7 separate regions of the Homo sapiens genome follow, and all the other regions are linked to region 1. The links are chromatin loops, found by intact Hi-C in ENCODE. Cell type or tissue: IMR-90. All regions are shown on one strand. Region 1 has its middle 120 kb from the start of TMEM170B. Region 2 overlaps PHACTR1 (phosphatase and actin regulator 1). Region 3 has its middle 18 kb from the start of LINC02530. Region 4 overlaps HIVEP1 (HIVEP zinc finger 1). Region 5 overlaps ADTRP (androgen dependent TFPI regulating protein). Region 6 has its middle 57 kb from the start of EDN1. Region 7 holds the start of LOC105374931 (a long non-coding RNA gene).

The links. Hi-C counts contacts between places; a loop is a spot of excess contacts. Peaks named below come from ENCODE experiments on the same cell type or tissue, not always from the same donor. Only the 100,000 strongest peaks of a DNase experiment are listed, where the experiment ranks them.
Region 2: it touches region 1 in a loop (11-fold over the local background); 14 of 110 quality-filtered maps call a loop at or near these places.
Region 3: a loop joins it to region 1, with 10 times the contacts of the local background. A loop is called at or near these places in 73 of 110 quality-filtered maps.
Region 4: a loop joins it to region 1, with 8 times the contacts of the local background. A loop is called at or near these places in 20 of 110 quality-filtered maps.
Region 5: a loop joins it to region 1, with 8 times the contacts of the local background. A loop is called at or near these places in 6 of 110 quality-filtered maps.
Region 6: it touches region 1 in a loop (8-fold over the local background); 89 of 110 quality-filtered maps call a loop at or near these places.
Region 7: a loop joins it to region 1, with 2.2 times the contacts of the local background. A loop is called at or near these places in 2 of 110 quality-filtered maps.

What each region holds. Positions count from the first base shown.
Region 1 is chr6:11,653,496-11,657,495 of GRCh38, reverse strand. No RefSeq gene overlaps it. Among named protein-coding and RNA genes, the nearest start is that of TMEM170B, 120 kb to the right of the region's middle. RefSeq lists a silencer at 1,653-1,822. In IMR-90, a CTCF peak has its summit at 1,732 (motif pointing left); DNase peaks (open chromatin) are centred at 1,725 and 2,435; H3K27ac peaks cover 2,401 bases.
Region 2 is chr6:12,891,744-12,895,743 of GRCh38, reverse strand. All of the region lies in intron 4 of PHACTR1 (phosphatase and actin regulator 1), which reads right to left. Among named protein-coding and RNA genes, the nearest start is that of PHACTR1, 180 kb to the right of the region's middle. In IMR-90, a CTCF peak has its summit at 1,667 (motif pointing right); a DNase peak (open chromatin) is centred at 1,663.
Region 3 is chr6:12,601,572-12,605,571 of GRCh38, reverse strand. No RefSeq gene overlaps it. Among named protein-coding and RNA genes, the nearest start is that of LINC02530, 18 kb to the right of the region's middle. In IMR-90, a CTCF peak has its summit at 1,976 (motif pointing right); a DNase peak (open chromatin) is centred at 2,001.
Region 4 is chr6:12,073,552-12,077,551 of GRCh38, reverse strand. The region is part of intron 2 of HIVEP1 (HIVEP zinc finger 1); the gene reads right to left. Among named protein-coding and RNA genes, the nearest start is that of HIVEP1, 63 kb to the right of the region's middle. In IMR-90, a CTCF peak has its summit at 2,185; no DNase peak of the experiment used is centred here.
Region 5 is chr6:11,763,854-11,767,853 of GRCh38, reverse strand. It overlaps ADTRP (androgen dependent TFPI regulating protein), which reads left to right. Exons shown (of 6, transcript NM_032744.4): 3 at 1,479-1,580. Among named protein-coding and RNA genes, the nearest start is that of ADTRP, 13 kb to the left of the region's middle. In IMR-90, a CTCF peak has its summit at 1,576; a DNase peak (open chromatin) is centred at 1,093; H3K27ac peaks cover 1,052 bases.
Region 6 is chr6:12,231,736-12,235,735 of GRCh38, reverse strand. It overlaps a transcript of EDN1 not described here. Among named protein-coding and RNA genes, the nearest start is that of EDN1, 57 kb to the left of the region's middle. In IMR-90, a CTCF peak has its summit at 1,514 (motif pointing right); DNase peaks (open chromatin) are centred at 1,545 and 1,875.
Region 7 is chr6:12,394,057-12,398,056 of GRCh38, reverse strand. LOC105374931 (a long non-coding RNA gene) reads right to left here and starts at 2,583. Exons shown (of 3, transcript XR_926488.2): 1 at 2,543-2,583. In IMR-90, a CTCF peak has its summit at 1,971; no DNase peak of the experiment used is centred here.

The DNA.
Region 1 (4,000 bases):
TTAGGGCTTACCAGAATGAACTGAACTGCAGGGATCTTAGGGTGTGGCCAGTTGATCGCAGGATTTCCGGCCTAACTTGGCGTGTAACTGAAAAAACTCCAGGTCTGGTGAATGGGGGCTGCTATTACATCAGAAACTTGGGGTCGTGTCTAAGACCGAGTCAGTTCCCAGACCCACATCCCCTCACTAAAGGGAAAATAGGGATGCTTAAGGCAGCACTTTCTGCTAAAATTGCCAAGTATGTTCTGTGACTTTTCCTCTCAGCCTTCCCCAGTGGTACTTGTGTCCATTTAAACAGGTTACTGTACTGGGGGAAAAATGCCCAAACTTTTCTCAAATATTTGGACACTGGCTCCAAGCCAACCATACCACAGACCACCTATCAAAGCAGGCGACTAGTAGAGATCTGGTAATTGATAGAGTTTTGGAGTGTGTGTGTGTGTGTGTGTGTGTGTGTGTGTTGACCTTTCTTCTCCCATTTGGCAGAGGAAAAGTATACCAAACACAGAGGAAAGTGGAGAACTCATGGTGAGCTTTTACTCCTGTAACTGCATCCATTCCTGCTTCGCTTACTGAGTTCCCTCCACACTTGCATCTCAAACGCTGAACTCAAACTTGTCATTCTCCCTCTCCTCCCATGGCCTTTGAATTTGCAATTCCCTGGCCTAAATCTTCCTCACCTCTTCCCATCCCTTTGCCTAATTACTTCCTCCTCATCCTTCAAATCTCAGCTCCAGGGTCCCTCGTTAGGGAACACTGCCTATTCCCATCACTCCACGAATCTAGGTCAACTTCATTAGCTCCACAACATCCAGGGACAGCAATCTTTGCCTTTAAAGCACCTCCCGCAGCTTGTTGATGCACATTCATGCGAGTGGCTTGACGAGTATCTGCTTCTTCCTCTAGACTAGAAGCAGCCCAAAGCTGGAACGTAGTTTTGGTTACCACTCTTCCCCTGGCTTCTAAATACGATGCCTGGCACAGTGAACACTCAATAAATATTCATCAAATGAATGGATGAATGAATAAATAAATGAATGCACACCTCTTTTACTTCAAAAAAAAAAACACTTCTTAAGAATTGAAATTTAGCAATAAATTGGCCAATGTTTTTCCTATCTTTAGCGTGCCAGCACTTTCTTCTGGAGACCATGAGCAGGGGCAGAAAGACATCATCCCCAGCAGCACTCACATCTGAAAGCAGGCGGGTGTCCCTCTGCAACAACCCCTGCTCAGTTAGATTGCTTTAGGATACCCTCTTTTCTAAACAGAACAAAATTTTAACCAGACCATAAAAGCTGGTTTGGGATCTGAAAGAATAAGATTGTGCAGCAAATGATAAAAGGAAAAACCCAGCCATGCCTCCCTGTTCTGCCTTTTGTTTGGGCATCCTGTGTCCTGCTAGGCCTAGAAGGGGGTTGATGGAACCGTTTGTTGGCTGAGAGACTGGATTTTAATTGTCCTGCAAAGCTCCAATAAAGCTTTGTTTCAAGTCTTGAATTTCATCCATGTTTCCCTTTTAACAAACTTCAAGGAAATAACTCACCCTGAACTGCCACAGTGTACTGCCAAAGCGCTAGCAAATAAGAAAGGCACATGCTTCCTGAATTTGGGTGAATGAACCGACAACACTCACTTTAAAGGGTTTTCTTTTTCTTTTTTTTTCCTTTTAACTAGGAGAGAGAATGCGGACCAGGCTTTCCCTCAGCAATTTTTCTAATGAAAACATTTGGTGCCACCTGGTGGCCAAATTTACACGGACGCCTCAGCCTTCGCAGAGTACAAATGTCTCCCGGTTGAACTGGATATTAAAAACCCTGGTGCTACTCGGGAGGCTGAGGCAGAGTGGCATGAACCCGGGAGGCGGAGCTTGCAGTGAGCCAAGATCACGCCACTGCACTCCAGCCTGGGTGACAAAGCGAGACTCCGTCTCAAAAAAAAAAAAAAAAAAAAAAAAAAAAAAAAAAAAACCCTAGTGCAACCAATTTGGTAAATTTCTAAGAATATAGAGAATTTAAATTTCTCCTTATTGAAGACAAAATTCCCCACCTGCGTTCCACCACGCCTCTTGGGGACAATTTGTTTTCCTGAACAGGTGGCTTTCTTTAAGTGAACATTTTCTCTAAGGTAATATGCTTCATGCAGAGTTCACTTTTGAGCTAAAAGAAGGGCAAGAAGTGCAAATAATTATTGTGGCATGAGAGAAGGAGAAGGAATTGCCCAGAAATCCTTTAGGCCCCTTCAGTGTCTACTGGCCTAGGATTCCAAAAAGGTTTGAGAATGTTTCTCATACTCATATTTGGCCCAAGCACACGGGTCCAGTGGGTCAACTTTCACTTTGAGAAAAGCTTCAAATTCCACATTCTTGGATAAAACATAAATAGAGCCCAGTTAGTCCCTCTCAGGCTTTTATGAACTAGAATCATATTTCTTAACCTATCATTCCTGAGTGTGAGAAAAACAAGAGGAATGATATGTAATGTCTTAACAAGCTGTGCTGGGATACCAATTTTAACTGGCCAATAGAACCAACGCAGATTATGTTTTAGAGAAATCTAATCCCTTATAAATCAGCTGTGTGTAAAAACCCTCACATAAACAAGTGATGTGTTGTGAGTAGCAAGGAGAAAAAAAAAATTCTCCTGGAAATGTGTAGGTCTATTAGCGGAGACAAGCGCTGCTCGCCTCGTGCTCCATACTCCGAAGGGCAATTCATGTTAAAGGCAGTAGTGGGCTGGCCCCCTTTATGCTGAACATAGGAAATACAGAAAAACATCTACGAGACTGAGCAAAGTGGTAGTATTTCGTGCACTGGCTGGCTCAGCACCAAAATTCAAATCAATACTCCAGAGAGAAGAGCCCCCAGAAACAGCCCAGCAAGAGCTTGGAGGGTTCAATGATCATTTAATTTAAGCCCCTCTTTTTACAGACAAATGAACACAGGCCCCCAAGAGTTTAGGTGATGTTCCCGTGGGCCCTTATCAAGTTAGAGCAGAGCCCAGGGAGAGAGAGAGTTGAGGTCCTCCGCTCTCTGCTTCTGCCTCCACACTCTGCTTGCTCTGACCAACGTCCTCCCACCGGCGATGCAGAACTTCAAAGGGATGGAAAAGGTGGCAAAGTCACCAGTGAATCTGTGTGATATACATAACTGATGACTTCCTCCTTTAAAAATTTTTTTGAGAGAGGGTCTTGTTCTGTTACCCAGGTTGGAGTGCAGTGACACAATCGTAACTTGAAATCCTGGGCTCAAGTGAGCCTTTTGCCTCAGCCTCCCGAGTAGCTGGGACTACAAGGAGCACACCTCCATGCCTGGCTAATTTGTTAAAATGTTTCTTTAGAGACGGTAGTCTCACTATTTTCCCCAGGATGGTCTTGAACCCCTGACCTCAGGTGATCCTCCCGCCTTGGCCTCTCAAAGTGGTGACTTCAGGTGTGAGCCACTGTGCCCAGCAGCTTCCTCCTTTACAGAAATAAATTAATGCAAAATAAAGGAGGAAGAGAGAAATGATAGCTAAGCAGAGAACATGCAACAAAGTCAATGCTAACATCCACGTGATTGAGCATCTACTGTATGGCAGGTGCTTCACATGCGTTATCTTGAATGGGTGAACATTCTCCAATACAGCAGGGTTCCATCCATTCCACAGGTGAGGCACCTCATGCTCAGGTGGGTAAATTGCCCACCACCGTGTGGTAATAAAAGGGCAGAACACACACATGAAATCAGGACACCCTGACTCCAAATCCTATCACTGTTTCATGTCTCCAGCTGCAGACAACTCTTATGTGAGCCCTGGATAGGAAAAGGAACAGAGTCATGGAAGGTCCACTTAAGTTCTCCTTCAAGCAGCTAAGGAGGTGCTGTCTCTAACAAGCCAAATTAAGATAGGCAAAGTCACCCCAGCAGCTGTTGACTTCAGCATTTGCTTTTAAAATGAGAATTATTGTCTCAGGGTGAAGACTCCGGTTCAAGCATGAGTCATGCACCCCAGCAGACCTG
Region 2 (4,000 bases), 1.2 Mb before region 1:
TCGAGAATCAATACGTAGAGTTCTGATGAAGATGATGTCACTTTGGTTTCATTTTGTTGGATAAAAGGTGTGGAGTATGCAATCCTCCGTAGCAGAGCTTGTATTTTGTTTAGAAAGCAGTTACCACCATTGCTGCACCTGGTCTCATAATCACAAGGTTGACTGAGGGACCCCTTTACCATGTTACTATCTAGTAAAACTCATCAAATTCCACTACCTTTGCTTATTATAGTTTTGTTAACAGTAAAAATAGAAAGAATCAGCTGGGCATGGTGGCTCATGCCTGTAATCCCAGCACTTTGGGAGGCTGAGGCAGGTAGATCACCTGAGGTCAGGAGTTCGAGACCAGCCTGGCCAACATGGCAAAACCCCATCTCTACTAAAAATACAAAAAATTAGCCAGGTGTGGTGGCAGGCACCTGTAATCCCAGCTACTTGGGAAGCTGAGGCAGGAGAATCGCTGGAACCTGGGAGGCAGAGGCTGCAGTTTGCCGAGATCATGCCATTGCACTCCAGCCTGGGCAACAAGAGGGAAACTTCGTCTCAAAAAAAAAAAAAAAAAAAAAGAAAAAAGAAAGAGTCACAATATCAGACAAGAGTAGATTAGTTAAATATATACACAATATCCTAAGAGTAGAATATTATACAGATATTAAAAGCAATTCTGCAGGTTTGTTTATTTACATTCATTCATTCATTTAACAAGTATTTACAGAGAAACCCTGGTGTGCCAAACAGTGTTCTAGGCTCTAGGGATATAGTAGTGAACAAGAAAGAGATATTCACATGTTTTAAAGAGAAGGTTTAAAAATAGCATGCATATTATTTTATTACATATAAGCATAAAAATATGGAAGGATCTACATTAAAATATTAATCAAGATCTGTGTGATGAAATTAAAATGATTTTAATTTTTGCTTTTTTGGATATTTTTTTCTATGCTGGGCTTTTATTCCTCATGTAATTCTAGGTCTATAAAATAGACATTCGATTCCATTTCTCAGATGTCTTATAGCTCTAACAGAAACATGTTAAGTGACTTAACATGTAGCAGGACCTGTCTAACTCTACTATGTGGTTAGGGGTGACAGCATGGCTGGGCAGAAAAGTCAATGAGAAGTTTTTTTGTTTCTTTTTTCAGAAGGAGTCTTGCTCTGTCACCCAGGCTGGAGTGCAGTGGCGTGACCTCGGCTCACTGCTACATCCGCCTTGCCAGTTCAAACGATTCTCATGCCTCAGCCTCCCAAGTAGGTGGGATTATAGGCGTGTGCCACCACACCCGGCTAATTTTTGTGTTTTTAGTAGAGATGGGGTATTGCCATGTTGGCCAGGCTGGTCTCGAACTCCTGACCTCAAGTGATCTGCCTGCCTTTGACTCCCAAAGTGCTGAGATTATAGGCGTCAGCCACTGTGCCCCGCCCAAATGAAAAGTTTTGATGGCCTCTGGCAGCGACAAGCCTGGCTACTGAGGTTTAAAGTGTAGTGAAAAATAATTACATTAATTCTCCTAGGCTTTTTTCTTATTATTTGCTTTTGTCCACTTGCTTTTCTGTGTAAGTACTTGAGATATTAGAGTCTCAAAAAGTACTTGAATAGATGAGTTAATGATTTGCAAGGTGGTTGAACCTGTGCCCAATCATTCAACTGCAATATTGAAAGTAGCCACAAGATGGCGAGAACGCTTAAAAAGTAAAGAGACCAATAAAAATCCCACAGTCAGCCAGTGGGTGATGTGTTCCCTTGCAAATTGCCATTAACGTGAGCTCACTGACAGACATGTAATCATCAGCCTAAGGTGTCTTGTCTCCTTTGCCCCTGCTCAGCAGAGAGTGCAGCTGACATCAGTTACATAGAGGGGTTCCAGAATCTTCTCTCCCTGCAGCAACAGGGCTGCTTTGCTAAATATGGAAGCCCATGTGACACTTGACTTAGCAAAAGGCTTTAGACTTGCGTGAACTGCCTGTGTGGAGAGCTGCTTGTCCCTGAGGGAGAAGTAGCATCTGCAGTCATGCTGGAAGAAGAGAAAAGGAAACCATACTGTATATATATATAGTTTTTCTTGCCTTTGGTCAGTCTGAGGGCTGGAAAAGAGGGGCTGACAGAATGGTTGAAAGATAATAATAGTGTGATCAGTCTGCAGGCTTCAGAGGCTAGGGGTACAGCAGGTCCAAGGGAGGAGGAAGAAGGACCCCCCCAAAATACAAGTTGTAAAAAAATCATAAAGTATGTAATAATGAAGGATTCACAGGGTCATCTTGCATATATCTAAAACCTGTCCAGGGATTCGCTTTCCAGTTTATGAATGAAAGCAAGTGAACCTTAAAGCAGCATTTAAAAAAATTGTTGATGGATGAAGGCTTATTAGAAGATATAAATATAAAAATCTTGCTCTTGTTAACTTTCTTTTTTGGATTTCTGTGCCCCAGCCTCCCTCGCATTTGTGTGCCTGATGTGAAGTGCATACGCCCTGGAGCTGCACAGCTGTGTTTGGCTTCAGCTTTGTACGCATCTGTCTATGTGACCCTTTTGACCTCTTGGAGCCCTGGTTTTCATGCCTGTAAGATATGGCTTACAGGAAGAATCAGAGAGTCATGTTTGTAAAGTGTCTCACATGGCCCAGCACATAGTAGGGGTTCAAATAAAATGATTTTCCTTTCTTTCCAATCTCACCTTCAGCCACTTTACTTTCGAGTGTTGCCTGGACACTATATTGCCAAGACTGTGTGCTTTCTCTCTCTCTCTTCCTTCTCTGGAGGTCTCTATCTTCCTCTTTGTCCTGGAAATCCCACCATTACTTCAAGGTCTGGTCCAAGTAAAGGTGTTCCTCAGAGCCCCACTGCCCCAATGCCAAAGAGCACTCTGATGAAGTCTATTCTCCCTATCAATGATGATATCTCTTGTGGAACTTATGCTGCTTAATCAGAGATAATAGTTTCCATGTCTGCCATCCTCCTTTACTCCACATTGTGTGTTCCTGGAGCATGAGCTATGACAATGTCTTACATGTCTTCACATCTCTGAATAAATGGAAGAATGAACTTCAGTTGCACTGTTCTGTTCCTTTTTTTCCATGGGGGGAAAAAGATGTCTATAAATGTGTCTGAATCAGTAACTGCCAATGTTTTTGCTCTGCTTGACCATTAACTCAAGTTATAGTCAAAGAAAACAAAACATTTAGATAAGACCATATTATTATGTCAACAACCAAACTCGGTCCTTCGCTTGAAGATTTTGCAGTTGAGTCTGCAAAAACTCTAACTAGCTATAAATCCATATGGGAGCGTATGTTTCATCACTTCCCTCTGACAGACCCAGATGCAGCTCTGTATTAATTAAATCCAGGTCTGAAGAGCCACTATCCAAGCAAAAGAAGTTATGCATGTGTAGCTTATTACTTACATAAAGTGAAACCCTCCCTCACTAAATGCATTGTATGATAAATGAGCTGGACACTGTCCCAGGCCTTTCAGTTTTTACAAAGAGGATAATTTTCTTTAATGTCCTCCTTTGGCAAAGACTACGAATTTTGACAAGAAAATTCAAACTGAGTGAAACTGCTTGCTGTCTCATATCATTGGGTATCCCAAGACAAGAGGAGCTCAAAGCTTTTAGTAACATATTTGGAAAGGTTGAGAGTTCATGAGGAGCACAATATCACTAATGTATTAAATATGGATTTTTAGCATAAGCTAGTAGCTTCCTAGGGAATGCATGTCTCTTTAATGTAGAACCTTTACACTTTACTTGGGAATGATTGATGGAATTGCTAATAGCAGCCTTACAAGTATTATCTCATTCAATCATCCTCAGCACCCTCTATGGTGGCCCTATTATTATCCCTGTTTTACAGATAAGGAAACTGGAGCTTGGGCGTTTAAAAGACTTGCTGAGAGTTACACAGAATGTAGGTGAAATGAATTCAAGGCTGGTTTGATCTCAGAGTAAACTGTTACTATGTACAAAACCTTGTAAGGCTGTTAGTAAAAGTGACTTATTCTG
Region 3 (4,000 bases), 950 kb before region 1:
TATTTAAGTTCAAATAATTAATAGCAATATTTATTAATACTATCAGCCCAATGCTTGAGTAAAAATGCTGAAAAAAGTATAAGATGTTCAACTGTGTGCAAAGCACCACTGAATGTTTTCTAAGAATATTAATTTCTTATGAAAGACTAATAATAGATTGTCAATATAGTTTTAAATATTAAATATAGAACCAAATAAGATTTGACAATGAGAATTTAAAGACCATCATACTGTATTGGTGCACATGACATTCTAATTTTCAGTTTTTTTCCTATAAATGTTTCCTGTAATATGTCTTTGTGAATTGTTTTTTCCACTCAGTTTTAACTCCTAATCAGACCCAGCCCCACCTTGGAGAAGTCAACATCTTTAAGATGTGGAACATTTTAAGATTTATTTAAACTGATGACCAGCTAAAGATAAATAAGATAAATCATAAATATAATAAAAATAAAGAAGAATAAGAAAGCAAATAAAGAAATAAATAATTTTAAAAGAATAAAAACAAATTTAAAAATAAGTTTTAAAAACAGGACACTTTATATACTCTCAACTGGCTATTTCTGTACTCCCAGGGCATAAGCTGAACATAAATGACACTAAATAGGAACCCTAAAAAGAAGTGGAACAGAATTCCCAATGATGAAACCTGGTGCTTCAGGAAAATTCCAGTGTTAGAAGACATTGTGTTTGGAATGAATCCCCCTACACGCTATTACCAAATAAAGTTGTGCCAGGGCAGAATTTGAAGTTTTGTGAATTTGTTTTTAGGTTTTTAAATTGATTTAGGCTTCAGGAATTTCTAAATTTCTGCCAAGTCTAAATAGCTCTTTGTGGTAAGGCTATTAGCCTGTCAACTAGATATCACCAAAGGTCTTCATGAAGTACAAGTGGAAAAATAAGAGACAATTGCACTTTGCATGGATAGCTAAAAATATTTTCCACTCTCAAATACTCATCAAGTAAAAAAAAAAATCAGAGTATGGGCCTTATATCAGGACACTAGTATTTTCTTTGGGACTCTTATTTTTTATGCATAGGCCATATGTACTTTACTAATATTCTACAATGTATAATAGAATTTGGTAATATAAATAACTTGTGGTTTTATTTATATAAAAATTATATAAAGGTATAAAAAGTTTTCATTTTCACTTGCATATTTAATGCGTTGCTTTTGTAAAGAGGAGTACATTTATTTGAAGATAGAATTACCTAGAACATAAATGATGTATGGTTGCAGAATAAACACATTTAAAATGACTTCTTTAATTAATTTTTGAATTTTGAATTTTACCTTATTTAATGTTGATTTTTCTTTTTTAAACCATAGCAGGGTACATTTCTCCTTTGCTACCTGGCTCTACTCTCGGCCAAACCTCCCAGCCCATGGATGAGAATTCTCTTGTGTATCAATGGATATGCATGCTTTATTTTGTTTTATTCTGAGGGGATCTGTTTCTTCCCACAGCAGAAAAAGCAAAGTTGCCTTTTTCAAAGTTGCTTATGCCGTAAGGCATAAGATGGTGGTAATTCTTTGTGTCGACATCTATTTTAGTACAGTTTAAAAGTAGGTACTTTTTTAGTATTTTCAAAGGGGTCTGTCCATATTTCATCTTGATACGTTATTTTTTGCCTAGCACAGTGTCTTGCCTATGGGAAGCATCATATATGTTTTAAATACATCTATACAGTTTAATTGAATGCTAATAAATTACTCCCCCAACTCAGTAATAATGGAGAGAAGGCCAAATGGAAGTGAGGGTGTGGTCATACTCGGAAGGGATTCTTGAAACTGTCTGGTAGAAATAAGGCTTCTATTAATAAATCAGTCAATTCAATTAAACACTAGACTAGTGTCCATTTAATCAGCTTCTGAATTTTGGGTGTACAAGCAAAATAGTGTACGGTTTGGGTGAGTCTGGTTTGTTTTGTGTTTTCCACTATGAAAAAAATCAGAACCACTAGAGGTCACTCCAGTTATTAGCAAGAACTGGTTAGGCTAGTCTTTGTCTTACAGGACAAGGCAGCTCTGGCAAGCCTGCCTAAATTTTGCCATCAGCAGAAGCAGAATAAAAGTTAACTTCAATGCTCATAAATGGTTAGTACAAGTCTATGGTTTGCTCTATCCCATTACGCCATCCTGATTTACCTTCCTCCGTACCATTTCTTTCCGCTGTACCATTTCAATAATAACCTCAGCAGCTGTGTCTACTATGTGTTTATTATGCATCAGGCAATATTCCAAGGATTTTGCATCATTATCATCTTTACTTTGCACAGCAACCCTATGAGGGCTGTACCATTACTGCTACCATTTTACAGAAGATAAAATCAAGGCTCAGAGAATTCACAAAGCTGAGTGACAAGGCTGAGATTCAAACCCAGAGCCCACACTGGTAGACACAGATCGGATCCCATTAACAACAATGGGGTATGCTTGACTCTTATTTTCTATTTAAACAACAGGTTTGAGTGTTGTAACAGGAGAAAAGTTTCGGAATGCATATATGTGGCAACAGGAAGCACTTTGGCATCCCTCAAATCATACTCTACAGGTCAAGCAAATGCAGAGTTGTGTGTGTGTGTGTGTGTGTATGTGTGTGTGTGTGTGTATTTGGGAGGGGAGAGAGAATAGAGGGGAGTATGGAAAATGGATCTAACAAGTTAAAGGTGGGATTGCTGTTCGACATAGTCAAATGGCCAGGCCAGCAGACCCATAAGTCCATCACTTCCAAGTGACTTATCCAAAAGAAAAATAAAACACACCTTCCCAACCCTGCCATTAAAAAGATACTACTCAATCTGAGCAGCGGTTGTGTACTGTGTCTAAAGCCATGAAAGCACCTTTTCTACAGCATCTCGGAACATGTTCAGCGATTTGGTGAAAGACCCAGGAGCTCTTATTCACACCCTGCTTTAAGCAGTAGAGAGCTCTGCTGGCTCAACAAAGCATTTTTTTTTTTCCCCAAGGATTGATAGTATCTATGTATTTACATAATACCTCTGCCTGTGGCAAGCCTGACTTAGATGAAGAAGTGGAGGCTGAGGGAATTTAAAGACACTTGCCTCAGGTTACAAAGCAAGTCAACACAGATGGAGTTTAGCATCCCCAGCCCTGGAGTTTCCACTCAGTTCTTGGGCTGCTAGGACCCTGCATTGTGCTTGTTGGTATTAAACCTGAAGATCTCCCTTGTAGAATGTTCTCACAGGATCCCGCTCACCAAAAGGTGACGGGGGATTACAGTTTACCCTAACAAGGCCAACATCTTAATCTCATAATGAAACCTTCTGAGGATCCCCTCTGCTTTCACTCTGAGCCCCCATAAAAACCAATCATCATGTATACCCCTCCACCAAATGGTCGCTGCGATTGGCACCTGTCCTGGCCTGTGCCTTTGGAATGGAAAGTCAGGATAGTTTCAAAGTTTCATATACAATAACAGGAAAAAAAAATGAAACAAAGGAACATTTTAAGCAGCAGTCCCCACCTCTGAGCTGTTTCTTTCCAATCTCAGCCAAAGCTTTGCATACCTCAAATCCCCTGAGAGCAGAGAAGACTATAAAACAAACAGTTAAGATTTTTTGGTGGGGGAAGGCGGTGGGGGGGCCACAACAGAGGAAATAAAAATTGTTATAAGCTTTATCTTCTAGCATAGCTTGCTGCCTTTCACAATGTTCTAAAATGACAGAGAGAGTTGAGAAGAAGGAAAAATTGAATTCCAATTTATTTATCTCACACTCTCTAGCATTAGTACAAGAAGTAGTATTTGCTGGAAAGATGTTAAAGTAGCATTTGCATTTCAAGTCATTCTTCACATTTTAACTTATATATAAGGAACAATAAAAGTCCTAGATTAGAGACTCTTTTCAACTTGAAAGGTGGGAAAACAGGATTTAAAGGAAAAGAAAGAGGAAACCTGGTAATAGATTGTGTCCTATATAACAATCAATATTCTCTAGTTGACGGGTTCATTAGCTATTAAAACGAAGAGCCTTT
Region 4 (4,000 bases), 420 kb before region 1:
TCACACATTCCCTGAGAAGGCTCCTTACTTCAGGAAGCTCTCACTTCCCCATCACATGCCTACGAAAGATGACAAGTGCAGATGACTTATGACAAGGACGCCAAGGACTTCAGAGCTCCTGTCCAGGATCCCATGGCACTAGAGCACCCACCTGGAGTCTTGAATGTAACCCTGAACAAAGCGTCCCTCTGGACACAATGGCATCGCCACCAGGGATGACGTTAGCAGGATGAGCTCTGTATTGCCAGTGACAATAGTCAGGTACATCGCAAATTAAATACCTTTTGCAGGCTATGCTGAAAACCTAATCTGATATGACACATTATTACTAAGGGCAAATGTGGTCTGGGCACCAAACCACAGATTTAAAACTGAATTTTTGTTACATAATCCAGTTATAATTGAGGCCTCACTGCATATGACTCGGGTTCACAATGCTTCAGATAATTCACTTAGGAAGAAAACTCTGTCAGTAAGAGAAGTTTCTGGGCTCCTCCTGGGGCTTTGTAAGTTGTAGTTTAGGGCCCTGGCTTCCTATTTGATATACATCATCCCTCCAGCAAGATCCACCTCTACGGAAAACTTACTCTAGGTAATCTATGCTCACATCACAGAGACTCTGAAAAGGCCTCTCTCATGTAACGTTAAGTAGCTGACTATATTCTAATTAAAAGTGAAACAAGAATTCTCTTTCCTTCAGCCCCAATCAGAAATTTGGCAGACAAATTCACTCACTACCTGTTGCACTGATATGGCTGTCTGCTGTGGTCTCGATGTTTTTGTCCCCTCCAAAATGCATGTGTTGGAAACTTAATCCACAATGCAACAGCAATGGGAGGCAGGGTCTACTGGGCGGTGTTTAGGTCATGAAGGCTCCACCCTCATGATGGACCTATGCTGATATAAAAAAGGACTGCAGGAGTGGGTTTACTCTCTTCCGCTCTTCAGCCATGTGAGGACACAGGGTTTGTCCTTCTCTTAACCTTCTGCCTTCCTCCATGTGAAGACACAGCAAGAGGGCCCTCACCAGTGCTGCCACCTTGATCTTGGAATCCCAGCCCCCAGAACTGTGAAAAAGAAATTTCTGTTCCTTTATAAATTATCCAGTCTCAGGTGTTTTGTTACAGCAAGCACAAACAGACTAAAACAGCATCTCTCTCTCTAAGATGTTTTCAAAGTAATTTTATCTGATTTTGAACTATTTTTTCTTGTGAGTTTTTATTTCAAAAAGTATACCCTACTTCAAATCAATAAACATGTGCTTAATTAGTAACCCATACAAGTCAAAGCCATAAACAGAGATATGTTAGGCAACAAATGTATATTCAAATATAATCTGATATTGAAAGAATATCTAAAAACTTAAAAGCAATCAGTTAATATTCTTTAATGAAGCATATTTCTATATTTGACTGTTTGAAAAAACAAAGACCAATGGTAAAAAAGCTATAAGACAAACAACTCAGTTCCTTTCAAAAATAACCTGCAAAAAAAGCAAGAAGAGAATTGGAAAGGGTACCCACAGATCAAAAGAATACAAAAGATACATCAACTTATAAAACAGGTGGAGCTTATTTGCCCTCATTCTAACGAAATGTTTAAAAAATTACACTACTGGGGACAACTGGAAATTCAAATACTGACAGGATATTTGACCATATTATTAAGGAAATTACTCTTCTTTATTTTTGTTTGTTTCACAAAGGTATTGTGATGACATGAAAAGATATCCCTTATCGTTTGGAGCTTATATAATGAAAACATAGGAATGAGATGATATCCCCAAGGTTAGCTTTAAAGCAATGTGGGAGGGTGGAAGTAGCCAGAGTAGTAAATGCAACCAGACTGGCTACCAGCTGTTAGTTACTGAAGCTGAACGATAGGTAAATGGAGGCTTATTACACTATTCTATTTTGTAATCATTTTAAAACTTCCATAATGAAGTTTAGAAAAAAAAAAAAGGCCCAATCTGAAATTTTTTAAAAACTGAAAGATTACCAAACTCAACACGTGTTGTTGTAGTGTTAGTAATAATAAACAAGAAATGACATGTGACAGTGCAAGACGAGTGAGGTGAAGCAGCTAAAGGCCAGCGCAGAGTGGGCATTCAAAAGGTCACTGCCCCTAAAAATCATCTGAGCCCAAAGGAAAGGAAATAATTTCTGAACTACCACTAGGAGTCAGGTTTGCACACACCAAAGCTGAAAAGGATAACAGAATAGAAAACAATTTCTAGACATCCAAAGTTCTTCATTCCTTTCGAGGGGATTGGGAGATAGGGTCAAAGACCTCCCCTTTAAGAATCTGAAAATTGGAAAGCCTTCAAGATACAAAATCTAAAACGCCAAACCCAAGGAGCAGAGCAATGTACATGGTACACTTCCATCTGTGTCATGCACGTGTCTACGTGCCTGTGCGTGTGCATGAAAGGATACACAAGTCACTGCTGCAGTCAGCCCTGAGGAAAGGGGCGGTGTGAGAAAGACACAGGTTTCACTGTACTTTTTTTACTGTCTTTTCTGTTTGAACTAATTAACTTGTGAGATTTAACTTTGGTTTTTGAAATTTAAACGATATCTAATACAAGAAGAAAGTATTTCAACTATCCCAATTTGCCACTGTTAACATATTACCACATTAGTTTCCAGGTTATTTTTCATGTTTGTGTATGTATACATACATACTATCAAACATGAAAAGACATAAGAAAACATGGATACATTCTTTCTATCTTTATAAATTACATCTTCATAATCCTACTCCAATACTGATCCATCACTTTTTCTATTAAAAAAGTGATAATTTTTTAAAAAGAATAAAACTTCAAAAGATCTCTATAAAAAAAAAAATCTCATGACCAGCGTACAGCCTCTCTCAGAAAGAGAGACAAGGACATGCACGCGCGCGCACACACACACACACACACACACACTTTTTCATACAATTAAGGACTGCAGCGATCTATGGAGACCCCTAAATCCATGTCAAGAACCCCTGCTACAGACCTACACTACACTATCATTATTCTTGCACTGTGAATGAGGATTCAAAGATACATTTTTATGGTGCTATTGAACACTAACTTTTCTGCTCATTTTCATTTTTTTCAGTTGTTAAATTTCTCCCCAAATAATATAGTAATATAGCTCTTACTAGTACACACTATTCTTATTTTGCCATACGGAAAAATAAGTTTAAAAAGTAGGTATATAATCTTTCCTTTTCTTAATTTCCCAATCCAATTATTTTTAACAACTATCATAGAGTGGAAGAGAGTAGACAGGAAAGAAAAAATCACTGGTATCGGTGCATCAGGCATTGTGCTTGGCATAGGACACTCACATCATCTTTAGAATCGGCCATGTGCCAACTTTTGAGTAAGGCAGTATCCCCCATTTTAGAACCTAAGCTTTAGTGGAGATGAAAATATTTTAATCAAATAAAATGTTTTCATGCATAAGTACCTATAACATACAGTAAACAATGCAATTTCTACAAATGCACAAGGAAGAAAGAACAGTGATGTACAGCTCTCATGGTGCACACCCACTCCAATCAATCTACTTTTGTTCCCAGCAGTAGTGAGGTGGGGAGTGTGTGGTGCAGGGACCTCTCACCAGCTCACCCACAAACCCTGCCAGCCAACCGGGGGCACTCAAATTCACCAACCAAAAGGATCCCAGCACCATCTTATTTTTCCGCCTGCCAGCTCAGGAGGCTTCCCAGAGTGTCTTAATCCTTTAACATGATGAAAATCTGGATGGCAAAGGTTCCCCAAGATTTTAATATCTACTCACTTAGGACTCAGGCTTCTGGTAATGGCAGAATAGCCTATATGAGACTAACCCTCCTTCTAATAACAATAAAAATGTAGAGAAAATATATATTTTTAATGAAAGTGCTGGAGAGTGACCAAGAGCTGGCAGAAACTAGATGTGTTGACCCTTAAAGGCTGAGATGCGAAGGAGGTGAGGCCACATTTAAATGGTCTTTCCCCCAG
Region 5 (4,000 bases), 110 kb before region 1:
ATGTTACTTCTGCAAGTGGAAAACCATCAAATAATTTTTTTTTTGAAAAGAGATATGAGACCTTCAAAGGTGGCACATGGAAAAGACAACCGAGGAGAGAAAGACAGCCTGGTGTGGGGTACACAGTGGGTGCCTCATTCATGTTGCTGAGTGGATGGATGTCAGGAAGAAGTGAGACATATGGCAGGGACAGTAAGCTGGTATGCTGATGCCATCCACATTTCTATGACATTGTTCATGTTTTCCATTCGTTAGCTAGAATGGAAATAAACAGAGATCAGGCATGCTGGCTGCCCAGCAGGGCCTATAATTAGAAATGACTACCTTCTTCTACCTGTCATTGTCCTGCTTCCTATAGTACAGAACTTAATTTAAATGCAAAATGCAACTCTCCAAGCCCTAGTGAGTTCTCTGATAACAAAGCAAGGATACCTATTACTTTGCAGGATACCTCTACCTCTGCCCACGTAAAATCTTCTAATGACCAAGCTTTTTGGTTTTGGGGGGTAGGGGAGGGGTTTGAGATAAAGTCTCACTCTGTTGCCCAGACTGGGGTGCAGTGGTGTGATCTCGATTCACTGCAGCCTCAACCTCCCAGGCTCAAGTGATCCTCCTGTCTCACCTGGCTACTTTTTTGTATTTTTGGTAGAGACATGGTTTTGCCATGTCGCCCAGGCTGATCTCGAACTCCTGAACTCAAGTGATCTGCCTGCCTTGGCCTCCCAAAGTGCTAGGATTACAGGCATGAGCCACCAAGTCTGGCTATAGCCAAGTTTTTAAAATCAACAGTGAAGTCTGTTTATTTTTTGAGGCTTAGAAATGGAGTGTGTGAAATGTCAGAAGATAGGAAGATCAGAAGTTTAATAGTTTTTAACTTCCTTATCTATGCGTTGACTTCGTAGCATAGAGGATAGATGCTTTGACAAGAGAGGCAAGGAGTACAAGAGGAGATCAATTCAAAGTTCTGAGCACCAGGGAGATCCAGCCCTCAGTCAGCTAGCTTGTGCATTTTCCAGGGAGATTGGCACTTATGGTTCTCAGGCTTCCTGCTTCCCCTAGCCATGCCTATTTAGAGGGTGGACAAGGAACGTGTATGACTCAAGCTACTCCATGTGCCTACTCTCAGCATTCCTGGTGAAAGTTTAGAAAAAGAAGTTATTGGTTAAAATAAATGACTAATGGTCTGGGAATCCTGTTTATTCATATCTTCTCTGCCTGCCACGATGACAAATAATTGATCTCTAACTCTCTGGCACATTGAGGAATCCCCAGAAAGAGCAGATATAGCAATGAAATAAAGGGAAGAATGCTTATTGTAGAATTACTGTAATGTATATGTACTACATTCCTATAATGTATATGTAAGATATCTTTAAAATGGTTGTCTGTTTTTATTTAGCTGTGTTTCCTTGATTATCTTAGAAAGCTCTGATTAAAAACAAGCCTAATGATGCTATTTTTTGTGTTTTATTTTCCAGTTTGTATTTTTGGCATTCTGGATCCTCTTTCTCTACAATCGAGATCTCATTTACCCCAAGGTCCTAGATACTGTCATCCCCGTGTGGCTGAATCATGCAATGGTGAGTGAGGGGAAAATTCAGTGAACTCAGAACACCAATAGCCTCTGTACTGAAAACTCCACAGTGCCTTATCTATGTTTCCAAATGTCTCAATTCCCAGCATCCAATCTACCTCATCACTGTTTATTTAAAGGGCATATTGAAGGTATGAAATGAACACAAGCCAGTGCTATAATTACAGTGAGTCTACTGAGAACACAGGAGATGTCCAGGTGAGAGTCTGCCATGTTGCTTAGGAAGTCTTTGAAAAGACACACAGTTCTGAGAGGACAGGCCTGAAAGAGAAGTGACTTCTGCAAATATGTCATAAACTTCCGATGTGTGGATGGAATGAAGTAAGCTTTAAAAAAAAAGCCCACCCCAACATCCAAAGAATATCTCATAGCTGAGCAGCAGCTACTTAAGTAACACACTTTGTCACGATTCTGCATCACAAATGGGATTAACATTTACATATTTCTAGGAATACATTTCCATTTGGTTTTTTATTCAGGCTTGTGTTTTGGAGAGGCCGAATAGTAAACAGAGGCTGTTCTGAGATTTTTAGGTCACTGGAACCTGAATATCAGTAACAGGGACCCAAACAAGCAAGGCTGGCATGAGGTTGCCAGGTCTCGGTTGGAGGAGGATAACTGAATCATCGGCACAATGTGAACAAAGTAATTGTTCAAATACCTAACTCAGCTTCTCAATACTTACAAATGTATCTCCACATCAACCAGGAGATTATAAAAAGGTCTCAGATTCTGTGAAGGTAATGACATTTAAATACCCAGGGGATAGCCGGGTGTGGTGGCACGCTCCTGTAATCCCAGCTACACAGGAGGCTGAGGCAGGAGAATCGCTTGAACCTGGGAGGCGGAGGTTGCAGTGAGCCAAGATCGCACCATTGCACTTCAGCCTGGGCAACAAGAGTGAAACTCTGCCTCAAAAAAAAAAAAAAAAAAAAACAAACCAGGGGAAAGGCACAAGGAAGTGGCATGTCAAGACTCCTCAAAAGTTCACTCACAGACTTTCTTCCACCCTCACTCTTGCCCATCTTTCCATGGTCTTAAAACTCACAAGATGACCAACTCAGAAAAGCAACTCAGTCCACTAACACTGCCCCTGCCACAAGCCCCAGTCTCCAGAAAAAAACTAATTTCAGCTTAAATTTTGTGCTCAGTCAGTTATTGATGATTGACTGACTAATAGACCACAGCTCTGAACTCTTTTGGAGTTCAGGACCAGAACTACCTTACGTAAGTCTGACCTCTCAGGAACCCTCCTCCTCTCAACTTTTTCTTGTCAAACTCTTCACCTTCCCAGTTTCCCATGAATGTTAATCTGAGACACTGATGTAGTGAATATTCCTGCTTTTTTTTTTTTTTTTTTTTTTTAAGAAATGGTACTTTATATTGTCCAAAGCATGTTTTTCAGGTATGGGCTCATTTAATTCACACAGCCTTCTTTAGAGAACTACTATAATCCTGATTTTTACAAATGAAAAAATAAGATAAAATAAAAGCTCAGAGAGGATAAGTGATGTGCCTGAGGCCACTGAACTCATAGGAGGCACAGCTAGGATGGAAATCCGAGGCTAATGCACCCTTCGTTGCCTTTTGCTGCAGTAAGTCCAGAACTTGTGATTCGATCTGGTTTTGTTTCCTAATTCACCAGGCAATCAAAAGGACCTCGCTTTGCTTGATCAATACAGCAAAGTGTGAATTCTTACTTAAAAAAAAAAAAAGAATCCTCATCTGTATGCTACTAAACCAAAATTCTAAGAAAATGAAGAGATTTGAAACTACTGGCTGAGCTAGCTGTTACTAAAATAATAACAAAGCAGAGTCTTATAAGTATCTTTTATGTGGTGCCAAATGCACCTAGCAAACATCTTCTCAAGGTTTGTGTGCTCATCTTGTAGCTTTTTTCACAATGACTACCATCTCCCCCCCACTTCAGGGTTGATGTAAAGTTGGATTTCTTTCAAATAGTTATGATGATGGTGTCCAATATTTGTGACCTTGCTAAATAAACAGCCATATGGATTTGTGATAATTTTGGAAGCAGAGAGCTGGATAACATACATCACATCCGTGAGCTAATTAGCAAGGCAGATACTGTGCAACGGAGATGCTTAAATATTTTTGTGCCTCACAAGCTGAGGGGTGCTGTGGACCTTGCCCCTTGCCCTTTGGTCATTCAAGTAACCTGAATCCCTCAGAGAAAAGGAGCAAGGGTCAAAGGAAGTGGAACAATGGTGACAAGGAGAGAAGAGGAGGAGGAAGCTACCCCAGGTCATATACAGATGTTTCTGTGTTTCTCTTAGTTTGATTGAAGAAACTCTCAACAGATCCATCTTAGGAAAAATGTTGGTATCAGCAAAATTGGCCTCAGGTGTCCCTAACACAGTCATTCCCAAACTTCCTGCCTTCTTT
Region 6 (4,000 bases), 580 kb before region 1:
GCACAAGTAACATTTTCTACATTGCGGAAAGTTCTGTTGGACAGCTCTGTTTTAGAGTCTACTGTAGTACAGATTATCTGTTAAAAGAATGGCTCAACCAATAGCGATCTCAAGTAAGAAATTCGGAGTGAGAGCACAGGAAGGAACTAGAATGGGAGAGGCTTTGAAATGAACAGGCACTGTCTTGGCATTACATACTAGCCATTCAAGGGGAGACCGTTCATGGCAGTGCTTCCTCTTTTCATGGTACTTTTTGTATTTCTTTTTGGTGTATGGAGAGTCAGGGAGTTATGAACTATATGGATTTATCTACTTTGGAAAAACAGAGAAGCATATATTCCCGATAATCATTGTCCTTAGACATGTTAGTAAACATTGCTATGTGGAAGTCACCATGTTACCAAAATTAGCAGCAGATTCAGTGGAGAATAGGAAGGAAGCCTGAGCAGGACAGACTTTCTAAGGAAACGGAGAAAGCTGAGGTTCCTGCCTCACATTTTCCATACAATTGCGCTGTACTTTAGAACCATCTACCTCTTAGTGAAGTCCAACCCCTATTCTACGAATGAGAAAATGGAGACCCAGAGACAAAGAAGTGACTTACCCAAGAACACTTATGGTATCACTGGAACAAGACCAGGGGCGAGATCTCCCTTCTAACATGACTTGGCCCACATTACTACTACTCACTTGCCAAGCAGATACTCCAATCCTCCCCTTCAAACAATGAATATGATAAAATCATCCTTTTAAAGAATAACTGAATTTCAGTTCAGGAAGCACTGTAATTGTCCAAGTGAATGTTTGTCAAATATCTCTTTCTGGTTTTGTTTCTTCATGAATGATCTAGAGTCTGGTCACTTGCTGTCTGGCCCATCCTCAAAAGCCAAACTTTCTCCTAAACTCTGGCTATCTCAGTAGGTCCATGGACACCAATGAAGTCCCCATCTCTGAATGCAAACCTTCCTGATCAATGTAACCTTGGAGAACAGGTTAATTCTAGCACCTTGAGTGAGTTCCAGGTAGGATTCTGGCAGTTCTGGTTGGGTTTGCAGCCAAGAGCCAAAATGCCCCAAAAGAGCCTGAAGTGGACCCTGGTCTTGGTCTTGGCCTTAGAGGTCAGCAGAGCAGTGTTTAACAGCAGAGACTTTTGCTTCAGAAAGACTTGACTTCCAAGTCAATCCAAGCCCAGCCATTTGTCTGTGACTGGACCACTAAGTGACCTCCGCCTCCGTTTCCTCACTTAAAAGTTGAAGTAATAAGAAACACTTCCCTGTGGTTTTGAAAGGATTAAGTTGGCTACTTACTATACATATCTAGCATAATGTGTTAGTGTCAGGAACATGGGATTCACCCCATGAAAGGGGATGTCATTGTTAACTGGTCTGAGAACCCAGAGAAGCAGCAGAAAGACACCTTGGGGGTTCTTGCTTCCAGGCAGCCACCTGGGAGTCAGTTTTCAGATCCTGGCTCTCTACTACCAGCTGAGGGAGCATTTCCAGTTTCAGCTCTCAAATTGTGCCAGTTTAATAAATGCATCAGACCACAAGGTGGTGCTTGATTCTAAAGTTTGATATCAGGAGGCTTTTCTAACCACAAAAGTAGTGAATAGCAAAGTGCATTCAACATTGTTAACAAGAGCCAACTTCCTAACCCTGATACAGATGTATAGGTGGGCTCCTGGCCTCTCTGACTGAAGACCAAGGAGTGTGAGCCACACAAGGAGCATTTGGCATGTGAGGGGGATGGGGAGAGCCTCAGCAAAGCTGAAGCCTTTATTTGGTTTCTTTTCCTACAGCATTATGTAAACTCCTGTCAAACCTACACTTGTGCTGTGTGGTTGTCCTCCAATTTCTGTATTACTCAGGCTCCCATGAGCAGCAGTTCAAGGAGTACAGGGAGGAGGAGCGGAAGAAGGGTGTTCTTGGGACATCAACCCCAAGGTATTTCAAAGCCCACTTCCTCTCGTAGTGCAATGACTGATGCCTCCAGCTATGAGTACAGGTCATGAGGCTCTGTATGTAAAGCAGATGTCACCCCTTTTTATTTTCAACATGCCAGCGTGATGCCACTGGGTCTTGGTGAGTTGGCATCACACACATCATCAGCAGCAATCTTGCCCATGCGGTCGGCTCTGTATAATAACATCTGTATTATAATAATAATAATCATAGTGCCTTAGGTAGGTAGAGCAGCTTGAATTGTCCAAAGGACTTTGCAACCAATTTGCAGTTATTATTGACAGAGCTTTGGTCCTGGTGCAGTCGCTACCTGGACATGACCTTGGGCAATTTCGTGAATTCTGTTTACCTGTAAAATGGTGGAGGAAGAAGGCGGGTAGACTAGATAATTTCTACAGTCCTCTTTAATGCTAGAATTCTGTGAATCAGTCTTGTTTTTCCCTCAGAAGAAGTTCTCCATCCATGAACATTTAGGCTTTAGGGGATGCTAAGAGGGATTTAGGGGGAACCCCTGATGAAAACAAGCAAAATGGAAAAGATCAGGAAAAGGTAGGAGGACAGAGCTAGGAAGGGCTAGGCTTGGAGACAGAATAAAAGAGCTGAAAAGGACTCAGGACCTATAACTTTGGATGAAGGCAACTGAAAGGCTTTTGTGGGAAATACCCCTGTAAAGGAAAACAAAGAGAAAAAAGAGAAAACTTAAATCTGCTGGGTTTTCTTTGGATCCAGCCAAAGGATTAGCTCTAAGATTGTTTTCTAGCTGATCCTCTGATAACAGCTTTCTAAAGGCTTGTGTAGACATCCCTTCACCAAATTTTTTGACCTTTTAATCCTTCTGAAAGTGACCTGTCCCTCTTTCTACTAATGAGAACAGAAAAATAAAAGAAAGTTTGCCAGTCGTCTTTTCAAGAACATTTTGTTGATTTTCTCATTGATGTGAAGGCTGTACCCAACAACCTTTCATTATAAGGTAACCAAAAGGTATATGCATGAATCACAACAGCTACCGTTCATAAACTATACCACTAATTCATAGTTTGCAACATTTTCCTTTAGTCTATTAATACTTTGAGTGAAAGAATCATTTAGGATCAACTTTATTTTAATAGATGCAATTTCATCTTAACTAAGACATTTATGCATTTTTTTCCTTCTAATAACGAAACCACTAACACTGCGGTAAGGCAGAGGAAATGAAAGATGAGTTTGACAGCATCAGGCTGCTTGGCTCAGAGAAAATACAAGATTGCTACATTCCACAAGTTACTGAATTTGGGGGAGCGCTGCATTTGTCCTCTTGAAATGATCTGACTCAGCTTCTCTGAATTTTATGAGTACCCTGGTCATGTCATCTGGGAATCATATGACCCTTATTTATTTGATACTGGACATTTTATTGCTTGGTGAAAAAAAAACCCAATAACTAAAAATATGAACAGACTTCCCATATGGTGATCTAATCAGATATATGTATTGGTAGAGACTATGATCGTGTTACCATATAAAGTGTATATTATAATTATATGTTTTATATTTTATTATATAAAATTATAACATATACTTTATTATATTATATTATAAATATAATATAATATACACTTTATTATATTATATTATAAATATAAACACTTTATTATATTATATTATAATTTTATATAATAAAATATAAAATATATAATTATAATATACACATTATATGCTTCATATTAAGAGATTATATAAAAATGTGAAGAACTGGTATCTCTTAGGAAAATGTCAACATTTTACCCTTTCTTTTATTTAATCTGAATGCTAAAAAAGTCTTTATGGTTTTAAGTCTATTGTTTTTTGGTTTTTTAAAAACTTGTTTTACTAGGTAATAACCAGGAAATTATGACAATAAAGTTTACCTCCCTTAGAAAATCACCGTTAGGTGACTTTATCCACAGTCATCACTGAACACATTAAATTTATACAAGAGATGGAAGCTTATTATAAAGAAAAATTACCATTTATGTGTAACTTGAGTGATATCTGAGTAAAAACTAAAAAAAAAATCA
Region 7 (4,000 bases), 740 kb before region 1:
TCCTTCTGTGCTTGGCTTATGTCACTTAACATAATGTCCCTGTAGGTTCATCCATGTTGTTGCAAATGATAGGATTTCATTGTTCTTTATGGTGAATAATATTCCATTATGTGTATGTACTACATTTTTAAATTCATTCATCTATGGATGGACACTTGGGTTGATTTCATATCTCGGCTATTGTGTATGTGGCTGCAATAAACATGGGAGTGCAGATGTCTGTTCAACATACTGATTTTATTTCCCTTGGCTATAAACCCAATAGTGTGATTGTTGGCTCACATCGTAGTTCTATGTTTAATTTTTTGAGGAACCTCCATACGGTTGTACATATTTTCTGTACTAATTTACATTCCTACAACAGTGTTTAAGAGTTCCCTTTTCTCTGCATCTTCACCAGGATACGTTATTTTTTGTCTTTTTGATGACAACCATTCTCACTGGGGTAAAGTAGTATCTCATTGAGGTTTTGATTTACATTTCCCTGATGATTAGAGGTGTTGAAGATTTTTTTCATAGATACCTGTAGGTAATTCGTATGTCTCCTTTTGAGAAATGTCTCTTCAGATCTTTTGCCAATTTTTAAACCGAATATTTTTTCTATTGAATTGAGTTCCTTATATATTCTAGATGTTAACCTTTTGTCAGATGCATGATTTGCAAATATTTTCTCCCATTCTATAGGTTGTCTCTTCACTCTGTTAATTATTTTCTTTGCTGTGCAGCTTTTTAGTTTGACATAAACATGTTTGTCTATTTTTGCTTTCGTTGCCTGAGCTTTTCAGTTCTTATCCAAAAAAATCCTTGCTCAGAAAATTTTCATGAAGCAGTTCCCCCTAAAAAAACCAAAATCAAAAAACTCTGTGTGCAAAGTATGATTACCATAATTTTTTTTTTTTTGAGACAGAGTCTCACTCTATTGCCCAGGCTGGAGTGCAATGGCACAATCTCGGCTCACTGAAATCTTCACCTCCCAGGTTCAAGTGATTCTCCTGCCTCAGCCTCTCGAGTAGCTGGGATTACAGGCGCGCACCACCACGCCTGTGTTTTTAGTAGAGATGGGGTTTTACCTTGTTGGCCAGGCTGGTCTCGAACTCCTGACCTCGTGATCCGCCCACCTCAGCCTCTTAAAGTGCTGATATTACAGGCGTGAGCCACCGCGCCCAGTCTGATTACCATAATTTTAAAGATAAAGCAACTGATAGGTGTAGAAGGAGGCAAAGTAATTTTCTCAAAGTCAAACGTCTAGGGAACGGTAAAATTGGGCTCTAAATGCAGGCTTGTCTGTCTTCAAAGCCAATATTCAGTTTAATGAGATTTATTTTTTAAAAAAGGACTTTTAAGGAAACATGCTAGGAGTTCCCCAGTAGATGTTTGTATCTGCAATGAAACAGAATGTATTTTATTCACTCAAGATTACTAGATTTTCAATACTTATTACTCTGGTTTATCTATGCATTCTTGCTTTGCTTCAAGAAGATCAAAAACTCCCATTTACATATTAACGTATAAATATTTTGAACATTTAACCTAAAAGTAACATTTAATCCCTTAGCTCAATATTTTTAAAGTGTGTTACCTTTACAATCATTGAAAAATAAATTTTGTAGTGTGATTTAGTAAACACACCCCCACACATATAGTGGATAAGAAAAAGAATTTCATGAAACAGTATCTCTTCTTCTCATGTAAAATGTAGCCTATTTTCTATTCTCTTTAATTTCTTTCATTTTTTAATGCTGATTTCACGACCTTCCAATGGGACTTGTAGCTCAACACACTATACTATAAGAATTTGATCAGTAGAGGACATTTGCTCTAGGGTTAGTGGGTAATTGCTTCATCATCTTCATTCGCTCTTCTATTCCTCCTCTCTCTCGTGCTCGCCCATCAGAAGAGGAATCCAATGCTTCATATCAAATATTTTAATTTCTCAAAACTCTCCTTCATTTCCTACTCCAAGGGAAGTCTGCCCTCTAATGATGCAAAAGCACCATTGATTTCAAAGACTCATCTCTCAATAAATGAATGAAAGGGAAAATTTTGAAAGTCAAAGGATTGAAGGGACCTTAGAGTTCCTTTAATCTGAACTTCTTATTTAAAATTAATGGAAACTGAGGCACAAAGAGGCATCTGACACCTCATTTCTATGTGGGCTAGCAGCAGGTGAGACAGGGGTGACATCCACATCCCAACACGAATCAGCAGGACTGTACCTGGGACTCTGAAAACTGTCATTAACCCACAGCCCTGAGCAATGAGGATTGAGCAGGGCCTCTGCCAGGGCCTGGATTCAGTGGTAGAAATAAAATCAAATTCATATTTTAAGAAAGACCCATTAATTTAGACTCAAGGGAACAAAATAGGTGGATTAATATAACCTTGATTCTGAATATTTTGGCCAAAATCATATCAGATACTCTCCTAAGGGACTCCGAGGAATCAGTTGATACGTGGCTATGAAAACAATGACAAGAGAACATTTCTCTGTGTTTTAGAGAGGAAGGGCTGAAAAGGGGGCAGGGTAGAAGACAGAGCCTACCTTTCTTTGCCCTTCTACTCTCTGTTGCTGAAGCACCTGCCTCTCTTTCTTTGTCCTCTATAGTATTGATCACTGTATTATAATTGTCTACTTCTCTGTAGCCAAGTGACTACGTTATCTTGTGTGATGAAAACAATCAAGTCTATCTGCCTGAGAATTCTATCTTCAGTGTGTATTGAGCTTTTCCGCTGAATGAATTAATGAGTGACTGAATAAATGCATGACTAAATAATTGAGCATGCATACACTGTGCTAGGTGTATTTGGAAGAGTACTTCCACTTGCCTATTTCCTATCCACTTTTTAAGACCCAGCTTAAACATCATCTTTTATAGAAACTAATTTTCAAAATACCCAGAGAGAAGAAAAAATTATTCTACCGGGCTCTCTTTCTGCTCCATATGTCCTGCTTACAGCCAGTAGATTATTCAGGAATTTTTGACTTGCGTTCTACCTTTTAACGAATGTAGTAAAGTACTCATGGATGTAAGTGCTAGAGAGCTACCATTCAGAATGCAGCTCCAGGCTAATTTATTGACTCTGTTTTTTTTGTTTTGTTTTGTTTTGTTTTTTTGTTTGAGAGGGGGTCACTGGTTGCTAGGTGTCTGAGGATGGTGACATGGAGAATAATTTTTATGTACATGTATATACAATAGAAAATACCATTTAGGAGGAACAGCACTTGGTCTAACCCCTCAAAAACATAAAAATTTATCAAAACTCTCCTGGGATCAACCAAGGTGCTCTTACTTGTGATGGGAACAATGAACACTTTTAAAACAGATTTTATCAACTGTCATTCTAATACTCTTACGGGGACATAAAGGTATTTCTTAATAAGGGACATTTAACAGTACAATTCCTGCAAAACTGATTAAACCAAAAAATATTTCATTGTGTAGCATCTACAGTAAATCTTACCACCCTCTCTGCCCCTGCACAGCAAAAATAATCTATCCCTCCTCCCTGACAGAGCCTTAGAAAGGGAAAAGGAATTTGGTATTATCAATGTGCTGGTTTATCAGATATGAATTCATTTGTTTTTCTCAAAAAACAACTTATCAGCGTGAACAGAGCTGGCTGGCCCAAGTGTGAATTGTGCTCCAAATCCCCTTTCTGAGCTCCCCAGGGCTCAAGAATTTTTATCACCCAGTTTGTTTCCCCTGTTTGTGCTTTTTTAACCTCTTACCTATTGAGGTGACTTTCTGGGTCAGGATTCCTGTAAAGACACTAGGAATTAGCACTGCTGAAGGAAATATCCAGGTCCGGCTGCCTGATGGCCAGTCTGCCGGGTAGTATTTCAGCTCTGATGGGAGAACCCTGGACAGTTGGAAGTCAGATGAATTACCTGGAGATGGCCCCTCTTCATGCTGCCATTGTTTGTTTTCTCTATCTGGGCAGATTGGAAAATGTCCAATATGAAAGGCAGGGCTTGGGCCCAGCAGCCCTGTGCACTAAG